Linked DNA regions of Homo sapiens: region 1 is linked to region 2. Evidence: chromatin loops called from intact Hi-C (ENCODE). Cell type or tissue: heart right ventricle. All regions are shown on one strand. Each heading gives the region's core, and the rest is flanking DNA. Links, peaks and the distances in the headings are about the cores only. Region 1 has its middle 6.3 kb from the start of IRF4. Region 2 holds the start of LINC03066 (long intergenic non-protein coding RNA 3066).

The links. A loop is a pair of places that touch in the nucleus more often than their neighbours do. Peaks named below come from ENCODE experiments on the same cell type or tissue, not always from the same donor. Only the 100,000 strongest peaks of a DNase experiment are listed, where the experiment ranks them.
Region 1: it touches region 2 in a loop (2.6-fold over the local background); 8 of 110 quality-filtered maps call a loop at or near these places.

What each region holds. Positions count from the first base shown.
Region 1 is chr6:380,872-390,075 of GRCh38, forward strand. No RefSeq gene overlaps it. Among named protein-coding and RNA genes, the nearest start is that of IRF4, 6.3 kb to the right of the region's middle. RefSeq lists an enhancer at 8,851-8,900. In heart right ventricle, for the core only: no CTCF peak of the experiment used is centred there; no DNase peak of the experiment used is centred there; H3K27me3 peaks cover 3,783 bases.
Region 2 is chr6:199,844-209,047 of GRCh38, forward strand. LINC03066 (long intergenic non-protein coding RNA 3066) reads right to left here and starts at 5,641. Exons shown (of 8, transcript NR_126020.1): 1 at 5,044-5,641. In heart right ventricle, for the core only: no CTCF peak of the experiment used is centred there; no DNase peak of the experiment used is centred there; H3K27me3 peaks cover 1,156 bases.

The sequences.
Region 1 (9,204 bases), core at 2,624-6,623, 180 kb after region 2:
GCCCCCTCGCCAGAAGGGAGGGAGCATGTGCAGTAGGAGGTCTCCTCATTTCACAGGCCAGGGCACCACTCCGGAGCAGGGACTCAGAAAAAGGCAGAGGAGTGTTCCCTGGCACATGGGGAGTGCAGCATGAGATACCAGTCAGGAGGGGTGGAGGGAAAGAGGGCGCGTCGCGTCAGCAGGACGGGCAGTGGCCCCGCACCCCGCAGCATGGCTCCCGCTTACATTTCTCTGAGAGGCCTGGTCACACCATAGGTTTCGTGGTCCCTGGAAAAGTAGAGTCCCTCCTGGGGTTGCACAGTGCATGTTGGGACATCTTCCTCCACTACACAAAATGAAAAAGCCAACAGAAATCTCGCTCCGACTGCCACAAGGATGCATCCTCTGTAACTCTCAAGTGTCCTTCTGATGCCAGATGGCTCCGTTTTAACCGGGATATCAAAATGAACACATCCTGGAACTTAACTTTGCAACTGGAACTTGAACTTGATTTTCAAATGGAATTCAGAAGTTTCCATGAAATAGAAAAGGAGGGTGGTTTATAATGCATAAACCAGACTGGTAGAGGAGAAGAATGTATTAGGGGCTTTTTATTACAGACAGTATAAAAAGAAGTCAGGAAAGAGTACAAACTTCACCCCCAAAAGGAAGGTATATAACTTACAAAATAAAAAGTTCACATAAATCACAAATTAGCAACATTTAACATTTTAAGCTTCCCAAAAGTTCTGTGCAGCTCACCCTTGATGAACATACCCAGATGGAACCAGGAAGAATTAATTTGTGAAACTGTGACCATCTCATCAGAGACTGCAGCCACCCATGAGTGTTCAAGTAAAGCAAAATACATCTGCCAAAGAAGTGTAATTAAAATATTCACAGCATAACTCCTGAGATCTTATCTTTGATATAAGTTAGCTCCATTTACACTTAGCAGATAATACCAAATTAAAACAGAGACTGAATTCAGTGAGCAGAGAAAACAGCCTAGCCCATGGATTTGTTCTCAATGCACTGCCTCCTGGCTTTGGTGATTTTGCAAAGAACTGAAAGAAAAAGCACAACATTCAGAATAGAAAGGGAATTTCTGAAGGGAGTTTCATAACTGAAATTTCAGTTTGAACTGGATGAGGGACGCTGTTTAGTTCAGTGACCACTGAGGACCTCCGGCAGGCTTCGGGGTGTACAAAGACAGCCAGGATTCAGCCCGCCTCAGTGGAGGGCCCCACAGCACAAAGGCACCAAGAAGGGATAGCAAGAGGACAGCCAGAGTGCCCACAAGCTCGGCAGGAAGGAGGCTCACATCGCCGCGGAAGTCTCGTGATGGTTCTGGTAGAATCGTCCTCTTGAAACCTTCTGCTGCCATTATTGGGTGCTGTCCAATATGCCTTACGCAAAACACTGACAATAGCATACACCTTTCCAGAATGCCGGCACGCGCTGTGCAATGCCCAAACTGTCCCTGTGAGTTGAATGCCCCTGGCAGGATGCGTGTCCACTCCCGCAGGGCCGTGGGTGCCTCCCTTGTCTCACTCCTCTGCTTCAACCCTTCCCAGAACTCTGAAGGTTTGAGATGAAATGACTGAGCCACACCTAGTGCAGGAATGAGCACCAGGGCCTCTCTGCAACGGCTGCTTAAGGGCCACAGGATAAGCATAGTGTGGCGCCCCCAGTTATTCCCTGTTTCGCTCATTGGACCACCCTGATAGGCTTCAGGGAGGCAGGAACCTCCTCTAAGGCAGCAGGAGAGGGGTGGATGGGGCAGCCAACAGGTGCATCTCATGCCTCCGTGTTCTCCATAGGGAGGGAGGTGGGCTAAGAGGCGAGTGGGGCAGAGGCCTGGGCCAGCGTGAAGTGTCAGGAGTAAGGGGGGAGAAGACTGGAGGGGGCAAATCCAGGAGGCAGCTGAGGCTGCACTGTGCAAATACAAGCCCGGTTACGTCTGTGTAGCTTAGCTTCCCCAGCCCACCTGAGCCAGAGCTGGGTCTGCCCGTGCTCCCGCTTCTATTGACATCCAGCAACTCCAAATGACCTCTCCCATATCAATGGGCTCATCTCCGAAGCCGAATCTTATAGCCTGCTTCTCCTCCCCACCAGGCTATAGTGGGAAATCATTGAGGAAACTATGGTTGAATGCATCGCACGGCCTCTCTGGTGTCTGAGAGAAGCTTCATAGCCAGCAGGCTGCCCCTGGTGGGCAGGTGCCGCATGGAGGTACCACGCCTCCCGTGCAGCGAGTAAGAAGGGCAAGGAGAGCTTGTCAGGGGAGTGGGCCAGGCTATCACATCAGATGGGCCAGGCCTCGCATCGCTCTCTGCATCCTAAGCAACGTCTGGACTTGAGTGCGTGGGTTTGTGGTACTGCAATGCCACAGTACCTTGGGGAGCCCCCAGGCAAGCCAAGAAAGTTCTGGGAGGCCACAGCCCTTCACTCAAGTTCAAAGGTTCAAAGCAGGGATTCTGTGTCACACTTGCGAAGGTGCCCACCCCAACAGAAGCTGTGGCTCTGCAGGACACGTGCGGGGTAGACCTCTAAGGCCTTGTCCCAGTGGAAATGCCCTCCCACTTGGCCTGGGTAGCTGCTCACGCTTCTGAAACGGGAAAAATCAACTGCATTCCTGAATGGGAGCCTCAGAGCATTAGAAAAGATAATGTTCTGATTTTTTAAAGCTAAACGTATATGGAAGGAAGCTGAAAGAGGACTTTTGATGAGTCACCTAATGTTGATGTTGAAATAAACCTAATGACCCTCTGGCTAAAATCTGTTCTCATTTGGGAAGCACCTGAACCCTCATTCTCCCGCCACTGCTCTGACCTCTGGAAAGCAAGGAGCAAAGGCACACTCAGCAGCTCCCGCTCCAAAATGCTCTCCCGAGTCCTCCCAAGCAGCCAGAGGACGACTCCACACCCAGAACCCAGAGTGGCCTGGGAACCAGGCCTCAGGTTCCTGGCCCATTTGTCATCGCCCAGGGTCCTCCTGCCAGGAATCCCCCCACATCCTGCCCTGCCTAGAGAAGCCCAGCTCTTCCATCAAAGTTCTGCTCAAATGTCACTGCATGTTACGTCTTCCTCACACACTCCCACTAGCCTTACTGCATCATGCTTGGTTTGCTGAGCTATGTGTGGGGTCTTTCCTTGCCAACCCTTCTTTCCCTGAGAGGTGCAATGACCTCATATTGAGGCTGTCCACTCCCCCACTCCCGACCCCATCCACCAAGCCTGGGAGGCACTGGCTTAATGCATCATGGTTAAAAGAAATGGATGGTTGAATTGCACAGAGAAGACACTGTGCCCCAGGAGATGTGCCTTGCACAAGATCCCTGCAGCACATGCTGGGAGGCTCTGCCCGGGTAGCACTTAGGAAAGAAGGATGTATGCCCTGGGCTGCTGGGAGCACTGTGGGAACTCTGGGATCCCCCTCCTCCTAAGGGCTGTGCTACCCTGATTTGGAAACAATACAGAGGCTTCTCTCCTGCAAGAAAACATGCCCCCTGCCCACCCAGGATCCACCTGGCTGGGGAATCTGCCTAGCTGGGGACCAGGTGGGCATGCTAAGGAGGAATGGGGCTGTGTCTGAAAGAAAGAGATGCCAGCAGGATCCAGGAGAGCAGTCACGGTCCTGGGGTCTGAGAGTGCTGGGCCAAGGAGGTATGGGGAGCATAGATTCATATAAGAGAGAGTGGTTCAGTCTGTGGCCATGCTCCTGGGACACAGCACTGAGCACCCAGCAAGGCCCCAAGAGATGCTGAAACACACAGCTAGGATGGCTCCCAGGAACGTGAGACAGCATTAACCACAGGAAGCCAGGCAGAAGTGCTGCAGCCAGGGCGTGCTGTGGGAGAAGGGCTGGGAGGATGCAGCTCGCTCGCACACTGCGTCAGAAACCTTCACATAGTGCTTGTCCTCAGTACGAGCCAAGGTGGGGGTGAGGAACGGCCCACTTACCAAAACTCTCAGAGACCCCTTGGGGAATTTGTGCTTCTTGTTTCTGCAAGTTTCCAGGAGACACAGAAAGGGTGCCACTAGACTCTAAGCTGTGGGAGGCCTCTGGGAGGCTCCTTGGGTGGAGCTTAGCAGCAAGAAGGCATGTTGACCTTGGTCATCAGGAGGTGTGGAGCTGCTGCTATACAATGGGGCAGGACCCCGGCAACCCATCCGGGCACCTCTTGGCTCTCCCTGTGTGTACTGATGGAAAATGGTATGTGGAGGTGCAGCACCCCTGGACCAGGAAGGGCACCGTGACCAGTTCAAAGCCCTCAAGGATGAAGGCTTGGGTATGGCCACTGAGCTGTAGTTGAAAGGTGGGAGCATCTAGAAAGGACAGAGCAGGAGGCGCTCACGAGTCTTCACTGGCGTTCCAGCTGCAGGGGCTGAGGCTGGAATCTGTTCCACTAACTTTCCTCTTCTAAGTTTTCTCCAGGATAAAGTTGCTATTTGAATTTCAGATAAACAACAAGTAGTTTCTTTAGTGTAAGTACGTCCCAAATATTGCATGGAATACACCTATACTAAAACAAGTTATTCAATGTTTATCAGAAATGCCAATTTAACTGGGAGTTTTGCATTTTTATTTGCTAAAACTGGCAACCCTCCTCCAGGGATGGAGGCCCACTGGAACCAGGAGGAGCTGCCCTCAGGAGCTATGAGAGGAAATGGATCACAGCAGAACGAGGTGTAGACTTGGGTGGATGTTGCTGTGCACTGCTTGGATTCCCACTTGGGAGTGAGAGGTTCATTCCCTCGGGTACTGAGACTGCTCCTGGGAGGTGGTTCTCAGCAGGCAGCCTTCTGTGGCGATGGCTCCAGCTGGAGAAAACGAACTTCCCAGGTCACGTCTCCTCTAGAGGCAGCTGGCACCCAATGCTAGCTCAGTCAGGGCTGCGGGGGCCCTATCCCTTCACTCCACGCTGGAACAGGCTCGTCCTAGCTCCAGAGCTTTCTGCAGCATTGACTGGAGTCCATTTGGCTTGGCGTTGCATCACGGGCACCTCTCGGCCCAGTTCTGCTCCCTTCCCCTTGACTCCAACCAAGCATGCTCCCTAATCATACATGCTGACCTCCATCTCAGAGTCTGCCACCGTCCCTGTTAAAGGCTGAAGGAGGACTAGGATCACTGTCAACAAAAGCATGACCCAAGAGGCAAGACACAGTCATGTTTATAGCATATTACTATGAGCCACTCACTACTTCTAGATGTCACGGTTCAAAGGTGATTGAAAGAAACTCTGTGTTTCCCAATGCCTGCTGGATAAATAACTCAGCATGGATGGTGAGACAGCATCTCTAACTTCGCCTGTCTCCCCGGTAATCGTGTTCCTCCTCCTCACTTCTTTATCAGGGTTCTTGGTAATAGTAGTCCCCCCTTATTCTCAGGGGATAGATATGTTCCAAAACCCCTAGCAGATGCCTGAAATAGAAGACAGTACTGAGCCCCTTATAGACTATGTTTTTTTCTGTACGTACATAGCTAGGATAAAGTGTAACTTATAAATTAGGCACAGTGAGAGATTAACAACACTAATAATAACACCAAGCAATGATGACCATACGCTGTAATGAAAGCTGTGGATGTTGTTGCTCTCTCCAACATCTCACTGCATGGCACTTGCCCTCTAATGGCCTGATGGCTGCCACATGGCTGATGGGCCAGCAGCATATACAGTGGGGTCTGCTGGACAAAGCAGTGGTTCACATCCCAGAAGGGATGAAGCGGGACCCTGCGCGATGTCACCACCCTGCAAAGAATGGCATGCAACTTCAAACACAAAGTGTTGATTTCTGGAATTTTCCATTTCTTATTTTCAGACTGAGGTTGCCCTCAGGTAACTGAAACTGTGGAAAGGGAAACGGTGGATACAGGGGACTCCTGTGTCATTCCCCATCCTGGAAACCCTCCAGCAACCCCTGACTCCCCGACCGCCCCACCCCCTGCCGAGCACGTCTACTCAGCCCCATAACTGCTTGTCCTTCCCTCCTCTGCCACCCATGCACCTGCCCGTCTGAGAGCTCTCTACCTCACCCCGAGGCCTCCCCGGCCTCCTGGCCATTGTTCTCTCTCGGGCGGTACCCACACTATGGCCAGATAATTCCTCCTTTACTGTAGTTCTTACCTTATTACGGGGGAATATGAGCCAAAGCCATGTAACTCGCTGCCGGGCAGGAACTAACAGAGCCAGCACATGCTTCTCCCGTACCCTTCTCTCCATCAGGTGGCCAGGAATGTTCCGGATCCCCGTGGCTTTGCCATGGATATCTCATTTGAACAAGAAGTAACCCCCCCCCCAGAATCTCAGGGGGTCTCGTTACCACAGCATAACCTAACCTTTCTAGAAAGATACACTCCTCTATCCAGCATGCCTAGAGTCTTATGTGTGACAAGTGACGGTATGCTGTTTCACAAAATTTCGCTGAAAGAGCCGTTGATGAACTTTAGAATAACCCAACATTAGGCGCTGTTACAAATGGGTGGAATTAGACAAAGCCGTTTGCCTTTCACCTCTTGCTTCAGTTTTCAGAAAATTGCCCAAAGGTATTGCAAACCATTTGCGTTTTCATTGGCTTGGTTAAGGAGTTGGCAGTGTCAACTGGCCCTGTGTAAAGCCACGTCACTGTTTCTGTAGAGAGCATGACACGTCAGAGAGGTGGGAAGTGTTGCCAGGACTCTTCTTAGAATGCTGGCAAGAAGAGCAGGCGAAAAGGGAAGAGCTGTTTATAAACAGGGAAAGGAGACATCACCTCGTATCCTTGGCTTCTCATTACGTCATCGATTACAATCACAAGTCTCATTTCCTACAAGCCTGAAAGCGGGTTCTTCTCTGCATGTAGGAAAAAGCCCCGCTTACTAACTCTGCCCTCAAAGAGATCACAAGCTGGTCCTGAACGCCCTGTGCCCTGGGAATGCTTACTGTCGAAGCTCTGCAAATTTTCTCATTGAAGGCACTCAGGGCATTCTGCTAATTAAATTAGGAAAATGTGTACAGCTCTACTTGAAAAAATCCAGGTTTATGCTCTGTATTCTATTACCAAAGAATTTATCACTTTTCAAATAACATTCAATTATTTTAAACTGAGTGTGCAGTGAGAGCATTTATAATATAATCTCATTTCCAGAGTGTTCCATCCCAACTCCTCTCTGGTATAAGTAGCTTAGAAGGTTAGATTTTTTTTTTCCAGAGGATTAAACATTCGAGAAGAGTGGCTAAGAGGCAGCACCAGGTTTCTCTCATTTCCTCAAAGAGAATTTAGCCTTGTGAAGAAGAATAAAGTGAAGGTCAATGGTTAGATCCATGGCTTAAAAATAAAATGCAGCTTTCCTTACTCTGAATTTACCATAACCAAAAAGGCCACGAGGCAGCCATTAATGATCCTAAGTTGCAACAGAAAGAAAAAAACACCTACTTAGGGTTAAACGAGGATTCAGTGGTCACTTGCCGCCGGCCTCCACTTCACAGGGGCGGAGGATGAGGCCAGGGAAGACTTTCTTACCCACACTGACCTGACCAGAGATGAAACTCCCCCTCCTATGACAGCCTGCACTCAGAGGCTGATTCTGAAATAGTCATGCCAAATGCAGCCAATCCCTGTGTACAAGGAGAAAAAATAGTTCCTCAGAGCTGTGTCCTTGGGCCAGCCATCTGGACCTCTCACAATCTCTTTCGTTCTCCCTACACTTGGGCTGAATCCCGCCTTCCTTGCCTGCCAGGTTTGGTTTGGGGGCCAAATGAGTGAAAGTCCGTGAGATACCCCTAAGTATTGAAGTGCGTAGTAAATGATAATAGCCCTGATTTGTTGAACATGATGATGTGCCAGGCATTGCGCAAAGCATCATTTCATCATCACAACAAACACTGCTGGGAGGCAGGGACACCCCCACCCTCCTTGTACACCCAGAAGTAGGACTTTGGTTAAATGGCTCTCCCAAGGCCTCACAGCCTTAAAAACTCAAGCACTTATTTAATCCCCAATGATACTACCTTTTGGCCATGCAATGTGTCATGGCCAGTAATTAGATTTGCAAACACATATAACCAAAGAGGATTAGAAGAGACATATATTCTATATAAATTACATGAAAATAGCACTTTCAGTATTTTCCTGATTTTTTCTGGTAATTAAAAATGATTGCCCTTTATATTTCTTTATGGATACAGTTGCATTGTTTTTAGCCAATTGTAGCCCCCCCCTTTAAAGAGTGAATTAGTGGGAAAATAGTGTTATCCAAGATTTTAAGAATCTAGTGTGTGTGTTTGTGTGTGTAGGATGGGTTTTTCTGAAATATTTTACTTGCATGTGAATGTATAATTTTAAAGATTGGCTTTTAAAATACTGAATTGAGGTAAATTCAGCTTTTCTTGCAGACTCTTTACGATAAATGTGAAATTGAAAATGGAAATGCTCCATTCAGATGGTGTGCCGACTACAACCTCAACATACGGATAATTCACTAAATAAGTAACTTCCTCGTGGAATATCACGGTCAGCCTTTGTTTTGGGTACACATTCAATGAACTGGTTTCCTATTAGTTTCTGCTTGTCAACAAGTTGTGTCATTTACTGATAAATATCCAGCCTTTTACTAAGGAATACCGATTTTCTCAAGTCTCAGTGTGTGGAGGGGGTGGGAGTTTGGTGGGGAAGCTTTTCAATTTGAGAACCTTTGCCGTTTTTTGTTTCAATCGTGACTAAGATATAAAAGTCCTTGGTCACCACTGCCAGCTGCTACCTGTTCACTGCCTCCCTGACGGGTAATGAGGCCATCCGGAGTTTTAGTGATTAAAATGTTTTATTACTTGTATTCACATCATCATTAAGAAAAATAACTTCTAGTGGATCAATATGGCAAATGAGTAAACCAGAAGATGGCGTTGAAGATTAGCAATTACATTTAAAAACAAGGTAGTGGTGTGAAGGCTCAGAGTTTCACACAACGACTGTTGTTCTGAACTAAAAGCAGAGGATGTGGATGAGTGAGGGGAGGGTATGTTGAAAATGACTAAACCCGGTGCAGAGGACACGTATACGAAAGTGCAAAAAGCTCTCATTTGCCATTTTTTGTCCTCAGCAAACTCCTCTCTGGTATGTTTGTGAACGTTTGAGGGAAAGGTAACACTGATTAAAATATAATGCAACAAGAAGGCAACGATCTTTGCTTTGTTCACTGATGTGTTCCAAGTGCCTAGGACGGTTCCTGACAAGTAGCAGGTGC
Region 2 (9,204 bases), core at 3,370-7,369:
TCTGGAACCACGGTGTCCTTTTAAACATATGAAAGCCATATGGCAATTCTAATGAGATAGGCCCACAGCTGACGGTGTTCCCTGAGCTGCTGTCTGGTCCAGAGCCCATGCACACAGGTGGAGACTGACTCTCCCTTAGGACCACTGCCTTTGCCTGGTTTCCTATGCAGATGATGGCAGTCTGGACACAGGGAGAAACACAGGCTGGGAATGCTTCGTGGGAAAGGATGGAGGGCTAGCACTTGCCTCGGTGAGACCAGAAGAGATATGATTTGTACCTAGACAGGGTCAAGGGCATTCTTGTTAAGTTAGGGCATCTATTCTTGACTAGGCCACTGAGGGCAAGGTCTGACCCCTGTATCCCGACACCTACTGCCTGGGATTGGTAGATGATACATGATTTTGATCAAATGAAACAAGGAATGGACAATGATATCCTTTCCTAAAGAGAGGCAGCCACTGACACAGCGCCAAGCCTAGGGGTAGGGATGGAGCATCACTACCGACTGCTCCTGGGATTGCTGAGATGTGGGGCTGGAGGTCACAGAGCCAGCCACGGAACAGCAACTGTGAGCCATCAGAAGCCACAGCACCCCATGCAGCAGGAAATTCTGAGGAAGCAACAGCTGATGAGGAAGAGGAAGGAGAAGAGAGAAAAGAGGTAACTTATTCCCATGAGGAGAAGCATCGAGGACACTCGGGGCCCACTGGTGGTGGCAGGGTGCATAGAGGATGAACTGGCAGCCAGAGGTGAGCACACTTTGGTCAGTGCCCAGTTAAAATGAATGTTTCCACTGAAAAATATCTCAAACCTTTGAAGAAAGGATTAAACTGTGCTTAGTATCTTCTGAGACACATAAAAGTAGTTAAAGCACTTTAGAAAGAATACCATCAAAATAAATTAAATTTCTTTTTTTTTTTTTTTGAGACAGAGTCTCCCTCTGTCACCCAGGCTGGAGTGCACTGGCACTATCACTAAACCTGTCTCCTGTGTTCAAGCGATTCTTTTGCCTCCATCTCCTGAGTAGCTGGGATTACAGGCATGCACCATCATGCCTGGCTAATTTTAGTAGAGATGTCGTTTTGCCATGTTGGCCAGGCTGGTCTCAAACTCCTGGCCTCAAGTGATCTGCCCATCTTGGCCTCCCAAAGTGCTGGGATTACAGATATGAACCACTACTCCCAGCCATGAGTCAAATTTTTAAAAGAATGCATTGTTTCTCAAGTCATGTCTCTTAATTAAAAAACGCACTTATGTGCTGGGTAAATGAGATATTATGTCTTCCAGGTTGAGAAATTATTATTATTTTTTTATTTTTATTTTTTTGAGACAGAGTCTCGCTCTGTTGCCAGGCAGATGGAGTGCAGTGGTGTGTTCTGGGCTCACTGCAACCTCTGTCTCCTGGATTCAAGTGATTCTCCTACCTCAGCCTCCTGAGTAGCTGAGACTACAGGTGCCCACCACCACACCCAGCTAATTTTTGTATTTTTAGTAGAGGTGGGGTTTCACCATGTTGACCAGGATGGTTTCTATCTCTTGACCTCATATCCACCCACCTTGGCCTCCCAAAGTGCTGGGATTACAGGTGTGAGCCACCATGCCCAGCTGACTGAAGGTTATTTTAACAGCTGATTAGGAAAAAAAAAGTGAGACTTCACATTAGGAAAAGTCCTCCCATCTACTGTCAGAACATGCCTGTGAAGGGTTTGAAATTTCTCTGAATTTTAGGTTCATAAACAATCAAAACAATCTTCAGCTCTGCCCAAAACAGGAAAACAGCTGGAACAATAAAAAGTAAAGGACCCTGTGATTCACAGAACCAAAGTGAATACAGCTGAAAGCAGACTGTGCCTTTAAGGTTGAGTTTATATTGAACACCTTGTTGAACAAGCAGGCAAAAATTTAGTCATCCAAACAGATCATGCTATTCTTAAGCCTTTGTTGGACTCTCATCTGCAGGCTGTGGTTCTAGGAATTTTGGTCAGAGTGGGCCGTGCTTGTTATTTTTCAACAGGTCAAGAAACAGTAGAAAAACAGCAGACTGTGAAAAAATACTTACAACAAAGGGTTAAGATCCTTAACATAAAAGAGCTCCTAAAAGACACCATGAAAAACAAAACAATTTGGCTACCAAAAAAAAAAAAAAAAATACAAGGCAAAAGATATCGTTATCCACACAATGGGTGGGCTTGGTCACTTGGTGGAGGACAACCACCCGCAGAGGATTTAGCAGGGAAATTTTACTACTTGCAAGGAGACCAGCGATAGCTCCCAAATCAGCACCTGCCCAAGCCAAGGGCCAGGTCAGGTTTTATAAGCAAAGGGTAATGACATGTGATCTGATTGGATATTGCAATGAGGTGATGCCTGGTGGCACAACCTGACTGGATCTTGCCATGGGGTGAGGCCAAAGCTCCATCCGATTGGATCCTGGATCCTGAATCCAGGCATGCAGTGTCCTCTTCTTAATTCAGTCCCTGGCTCTCAGTCTGAGCACTTAGGTTTGCCCTGTGGCTGCACACTTTGTTTACCTGGGTGTGCTCAGGCTATGTGAACTGAGGGTCCATGGCAACTGAACAACAACTCACAACTTTGTTACATAAAAGTCGAACCAGATTGGCCTGGTGTAGCTACCATAAGAGTAGGCAATTCAAAGAAGAATCATAAATGGCCAATAAGGATTTTAAAAAATTCTCAACCCTCCTGACGATCAGAAATATGCAAATCTGATAATAAGATACTCCCACTGATCAGATCAGCCAAAGTTAAAAGTATTCGCATTTGTGCACAACCTAGGGCACTGTGTGATCTGGGACCATTTGCATCAGAATCATCTAGTGGGCTTGTTTAAAGGCAGATTCCAATTGCCAAAACCTTGAAGGACCCAGATGTCCTTCAACTGGGTAACTGACAAACTGTGGTCCATCCATACCATGGAACACTACTCAGCACTAAAAAGGAACAAACCATTGATACAGACAATAACTCAGATGAATCTCATAGGCATTATTCTAAGTGAATGAAGCCAGGCTTGAATGTTACACACTGTATAATTCCAGACTTGAAAATAAAAAACCAATAGTGACAGAGAAAAGCCCTGTGTTTACCAAGGGAGTGAGGTGGGGTCAGGTGTGAGTAGAAATCGGTAGCTAAGGGAGCTTGTTGGGCTGGTGGAACTTTTCTGCATGCATTGTGGTGGTTACACAAATCCACTCCCTGTGCTAGAATTCATAAAACCCGCACACTCCACCACTGACCTCCACAAAGCCAAATTTACTGTGTAAAAAGTAAACAAACAAACACAACCCATATGAGTCCACCTCAGACCTAAACATCACAATCTCTAGGGAGGTGGGGCTGAGCTGATGGCTTTTCCTAACAAGCTCTCAGTGGTTCTCATGGACACTACGTTTTGAGGACCACTGGCTGGCATCACAATGGGGGTGAATGTGACTAGGAGGTTCTATCAAAACATAGAATGTGCCTACCCTCCACCCAGTGCTTGAACATCCCTTCCCCCTCATCACTCCGGGGAAGGATCCTGCTCAACACCCAACTACTCATTCAAACCTGGAACCCGAAACTTTAATGAAGGTTGCTCTACTGAGATTTTTCTCCCCACCGAACATGTCTGTGACCCACAAAGAAGCCCATGAAAGAAAGTGCCCAGAGAAACCAGAGCTGTGGAAGGCTGGCTCGACGGTGCCCCTCACTGCCCCTGAGAAAACAGACCCATTTCCTCTCTGCCCACCTCTTTCCCTGACATGTCCCCAGCAGCAGTCCTGTATTCCCAGTTCCTCTCAAGATGTTCTGAATAGTCTCTGGGTATCCTCTCATTGCCTTCAACTCAAGATATCTAAAACCAAAACTCATTGTCTTCCCACTCAAAACGTCCTCCCCTTTCTGCTGCCAACCCCAGTCAGTATTGTCTGCAGGCTTCCAGGCTTGGATCCTTGACTCACGGCCACCCAAGCTTCCTTCCCCCGTGTGCGATTAGTCAGTAAGTCTTAGTAGTGATGAGGGCTTCCTGCACCGTGACTGTCCGGCATGCTTTTTCCTCTCCCATTTCCTCAGCCACCAGCAATTCCAGGCCCCTCTTTACTTCGTATGTATTCTAGCGAGATCAACTGGCAAGACAAAGCTCAGACGTCACCTCCAGAAGGTTTTCATGGCTTGTGATAATCTGGCTTCACCTGTATTCTACTTCATGAGACAACTGACTATCTCGTGGCCTCTTCCCTGTGGCCTCCATCTCTCTTTGCAGCTCCAGTCCCTGGCACATGCTTGGCACACAGCTCACTGCAGCTGCTCAATGAGTTTTGTGGACTGGATGTTTGCTTGTGGGAAGTGGAAGCAGGGACCAGATGGATGGGCAGAAGGATTGTCCTATTCAAATATGCACTGGTGGTCCTGTCTTGTGTTTGGGCACCAGTTGAATCCAAGAGCTCTCAACCTGTGGAGTGTCGGATGAAATCTATGGAATCCCTCCTCAGAAAAGCAAATGAACCCACACAATGATGGCGCAGTTTCATTGTCATCAGCCTCCTGAGGCGTATCCACAATCACCAGGTCAGAAAACCCTGCTCCTTCCTTGCATTCAATTGGGCACATCACTATCAAATTAATTTTTCTGAAACACGACAAAATCTCATCAGAAATATACCACACTTTGTTGTCCCAAATGCTTGCCACCAGAAGTGTTTTGTATTTCAGATTTTTTGGATTTTGGAATCTTTGCATTATACTTACCAGTTTGGCATCCCTAATCCAAAACTCTGAAGTCAGATTAGCGATATTAAACCTGTACTAAGGAGAGCAATTCTGAATTTTTTGGCTTGGCAGCCACGGTTATTTTTGTGCCCCTCTAAATATACCTACTACCTACTATCCCCAGTGTGTAATCAGGCCATTGATGCCAGAGAGAGGTGTGAGTAGAATGATCACCAGTAGTGCCTGCCCTGAGAACGTGGCCACTGGTGCCCAGAGCAGAGTTGTCTGGGGACTGGCTGGAGGCCCATAGAGAGGCCCACACAAGAGCTCACCTGTGTTGACCAGCTCTCTTGCGTGCTCCAATTCCTATGCTGTTGCCTTGACTCAGCATGTGGTTCTCAGTGGGGTGATTCTTCCCTGCAGGTGACAAGTACTAATGTCTGCACACATTTACAACTAGGGAGGGAGTGCCACTGGCATTGAGTGGGTGGAGGCCAGGGATGCTGCTGAGCTTCCTGCATTGTACAGGACAGCCCCCACCACAAAGAACTTTCTGGCCCCAAGTGTGCATAGAAAAGATCCTGGTCTGCAGAGCCCTGTCCACCCATGGTCAATCCTGAAACTCTCCTTTGAGTCCCCCAGACTTTCCTGGGCCCTCCGGTCTTGCAGGATCTTCTCTTTCTTTCACACCTGTCCTTCCTGGGCAACATTTCTCCCCGACAAACCAGCGCCTGACCCTTGAGCAGGTCTCACCCAATCCTGCGCTTGTTTTAACCATATCCTTAGTTAGGTTCTAAGGTCATTGCGGGCAGGGAGGTTCATTTTCCTATAGGCCTGAGCACAAGGTCAGCGTGTGATAAATATGTGTTGACCCTCATAGATCCCTGAAGCACAGAATGAAAAATAAAATTGCTTAAATTTACTGATTTCAGGATATGGGAACAAAGGAATTGTGTTTAAATGTAAAAAAGAAGTTCTAGAATTTCCACAGAATTTACATTCTTCTTGTTGTAAGGAATATGCCTGGTAATGGAACTCAAATATCAGCTTGGATCGCCCTGGCCTTTGAAATTTGAGGTAAAATTAGGCTTAAGCCGTATCCAGCGCACAACAGAAACCTCAGTGTCTCCCACCCAGGGACTGTCTCGGAGGCTGTGTGTTCAGATGTCACTTCTGCCTCCCGGCATCTGCTCCTGAGTTTTCACTCTTCAGCCTCCCCTCCCAAGGCCTCCTTCCTACCCTGGCACTGGGCTTCTTGCCCCGTCCCCCTAGAATCCGTGGCACAGGGGCTTTATCTGTGTGGAGTCTCTACAGACGGTTAGAAACACAGAGTCAGCTAGAAATTAAGCAGTAGGCAGCTGTGATGTTTTTTGACAGCCTCATTTCTAAAACCCCTTCAGCAACCCCAGTCAAGGAGCTTCTCCCTCTAGACTCCAGCCTCCTGCTGAGTCACCTGCACCGTCTCTGCCTTCCTCCCCTTCCTCACATCCTCCCTGGCCCCATCTTCCAATTCCTCTGAACTTCTGCAGAGCAGCCAGCTCTTCCTCCAGCTTCAACTTCCCCACCCCAAGCAGGTGGGGCATCCTGACCCTGAGCAAAAGCAGTTCTCTCCCTAAGAAACACCGGTGACTTTTGTTCATGGCACTCCATGGATGCAAAGCTCTGAGTTCTGTTGAACAGGGACTCACCTACGAGTGGTGGTGCTATCAGCTGAGACGGGAAGCAGCACTCAGTAGAAGAAGAAAAGGCCTGGACTGGTGTGGGCATGCACTGGCTCGTGAGAAGCAGGGAAGGTCGCTCTTATGGGTCCCGTTTCTAAGTGACGTTCACGGCCTGGCTGTGTGTTGTCCAAGTGTTTTTCTTTCTTACCAAACCTTGGAGGTCTGGGAGCACCATATATGTCACACATGTGGGCAGGACTGGCCGTCGGGGCCGATGGGAGCTGCCTGGCGCACAAGTCCCTGGGGATGCCCATAAGTGCCTCACGTTGGCACTGAAGAAATGCAGACAGTGTGCCGCTTTGGGGAAGGCTTGTTGTTGCTGACTTTACACACACACACATATATATATACATACACACACACATATATACACATATATATGTATGTATACAGAGTGCTATAAAGTTATTCTTATTTTGTGAGTGATACAACCTTATTATTTAAAAATTAGGAAGAAAGTTAAAAAGAGGGTAAAACTCATATCTCTTCATGAGAAATGATCACTGTGACTATTTCAGCATACTTCCTCTGGCTCTGAGAAGAATCTTTAGGAAATAAGGAGCTTTTCATCTCCAGGGAGATGCCAGGGTCAGTTTCACCCCAAGGCAAAACCCTTCTCATTTTATGGGGCCAGATGCTGAAGATCAGAAACAGTTCGATCCTGCCCCGAGAAGGTGTCCGCCTCATCCTTGGAGTTAATGTGGCCACTTCCTAGGCAACTCAGAGGCTTTATGGGTCCTTTCGCCTCTTAAAATTAATTGAGTTATTCAGTAAATACAGGTTAAGCATCCCTAATCCAAAAATACAAAATGCTCCAAAACTGTTTTAGTACCAAAACGACCCTTAAAGAAGGCACTCACTGGAGCGTTTTGGATGTTGGATATCAGATTAGGGATGCTCAGCCAGAATGAATTCTGCAAATATTCCAAAATCAAAAAAAATTTGAAATCTGAAACACTTCTGGTTCCAAGTATTTCAAATAAGGGACACTCAACCTGCACTTAGTGAGTGATGCCAGGGAGTGGTACCAGTCACTGTTCTAGGCACTGAGGGTGCGTTGGAGACAAAGTGACAGCAACGTCCATGCTTCTTCCTCGCAGAGGACAGAGCCATGAGGAGGGAGAGTCTCTTCACTTCTCTGGGCCTTAGTTTCCTCCCCAGGCAAATAAACTGAGGAGGCTGTACCCAAATAAACATCGTCAGAGCTTAGGGGAATCATGTGGAGTGCCTGTTTGTCTTAAACACAAGCATTTCTTTAAGGTTCCTTAAAAAAAAAAAAGAAAAGAAAAGCTAAAAATGTTAATGACCTCTGCATTTTATTTTCTGGTATGTCCAGGTTTTTTGTTTTTGTTTTTAGACAGAGTTTTGTTCTGTCGCTCAGGCTGGACAGATCACGCAGTGGCATGATTTTGGCTCACTGCAACCTCCACCTCCCGGATTAAGTGATTCTCCTGCCTCAGCCTCCTGAGTACCTGAGATTACAGGCACCCACCATCACAGTCAGCTAATTTTTGTATTTTCAGTAGAGATGGGGTTTCACCATGTTGCCCAGGCTGGTCTTGAACTCCTGACCTCAAATGATCTACCCGCCTCAGCATCCCAAAGTGCTGGGATTACAGGCATGAGCCACTGCTCCTGGCCATATGTCCAGGTATTTTTAAATATAAAAACAAAATTTGGCCAGGTGCAGTGGCTCATGCTTGTAATCTCAGCACTTTGTGAGGCTAAGGTAGGCAGATCACCTGAGGCCAGGAGTTCGAGACCAGCCTGGGCAACATGGTGAAACCCCGTCTCTACTGAAAATACAAAAATTAGCCAGGCCTGATGGCCCATGCTTTTAATCCCAGCTACTCGGGAGGCTGAGGCAGGAGAATCACTTGAACCCAGTAGGCGGAGGTTGCAGTGAGCCGAGATCACACCACTGCACTCCAGCCTGGGCAACAGAACAAGACTTCATCTCAAAAAACAAACAAACAAACAAACAAAATAAACCCCACAAAATTTAAAATTCTTTGTAGAGTAGAAATGATGCTCTGGGAAAATACCCCCTGGGCAGGTGGTGGCTGCACATCCACTCTGGGAAAGACTCTTCAGCTCGAAGATGGAGACCCTCTTTTCCTGCTCTCACACAACATGGGGATAACGTTGACGCGTTCTTGGTAGGCAGTGCAGTAGGCAACATATCCAGACGCTGGGTGCCAGTGGTAGGCAGGAGAAACCACCGAGTGGGAGCAGATTTTCAGAAAAGGGAAACTAGAAAAAAACTTCCCAGCTGTGTCTCAGACAGGCCCTGTGGTCTGAGCTCCCATCCTTGACAAATGAGATTACTGAATGCGTGTTTAGCAGTTCCAAACGCTATTCATGATCCGACGTGACCCTCTAGTCTCTCAGACAGAGCGCAGCCCTGTTGCACAGGTGTGGAAATGGAAGCAAACAGGGAAGGTAACTTGCTGAAGGTCACACAAGCAGGACCTCGAACCATGGCCCCTAACACCGATCGGGCACTTCTTCCCCTGTTCTGTTTCTCCTCTCTGGGACCTAAAATCCCTAAAAATTCCCTAAAAGTGGAGGTGTGCTGGAAGAGTCACAGATGGCTCTGTTTTGTTTATCAGGAAATTGAGCAAGGTGCCTAACGGAAACCAAAAGGGCACCGGGGCACGTACACATGCCCTGACTTTGTTTCTCTCTTTGGCTGGTGTAACTGCTGCTACATGGACAGCGGAGCACACTGATGACTTCACAAGACTGATGCTGAGCGCCCCTCCTTGCGGC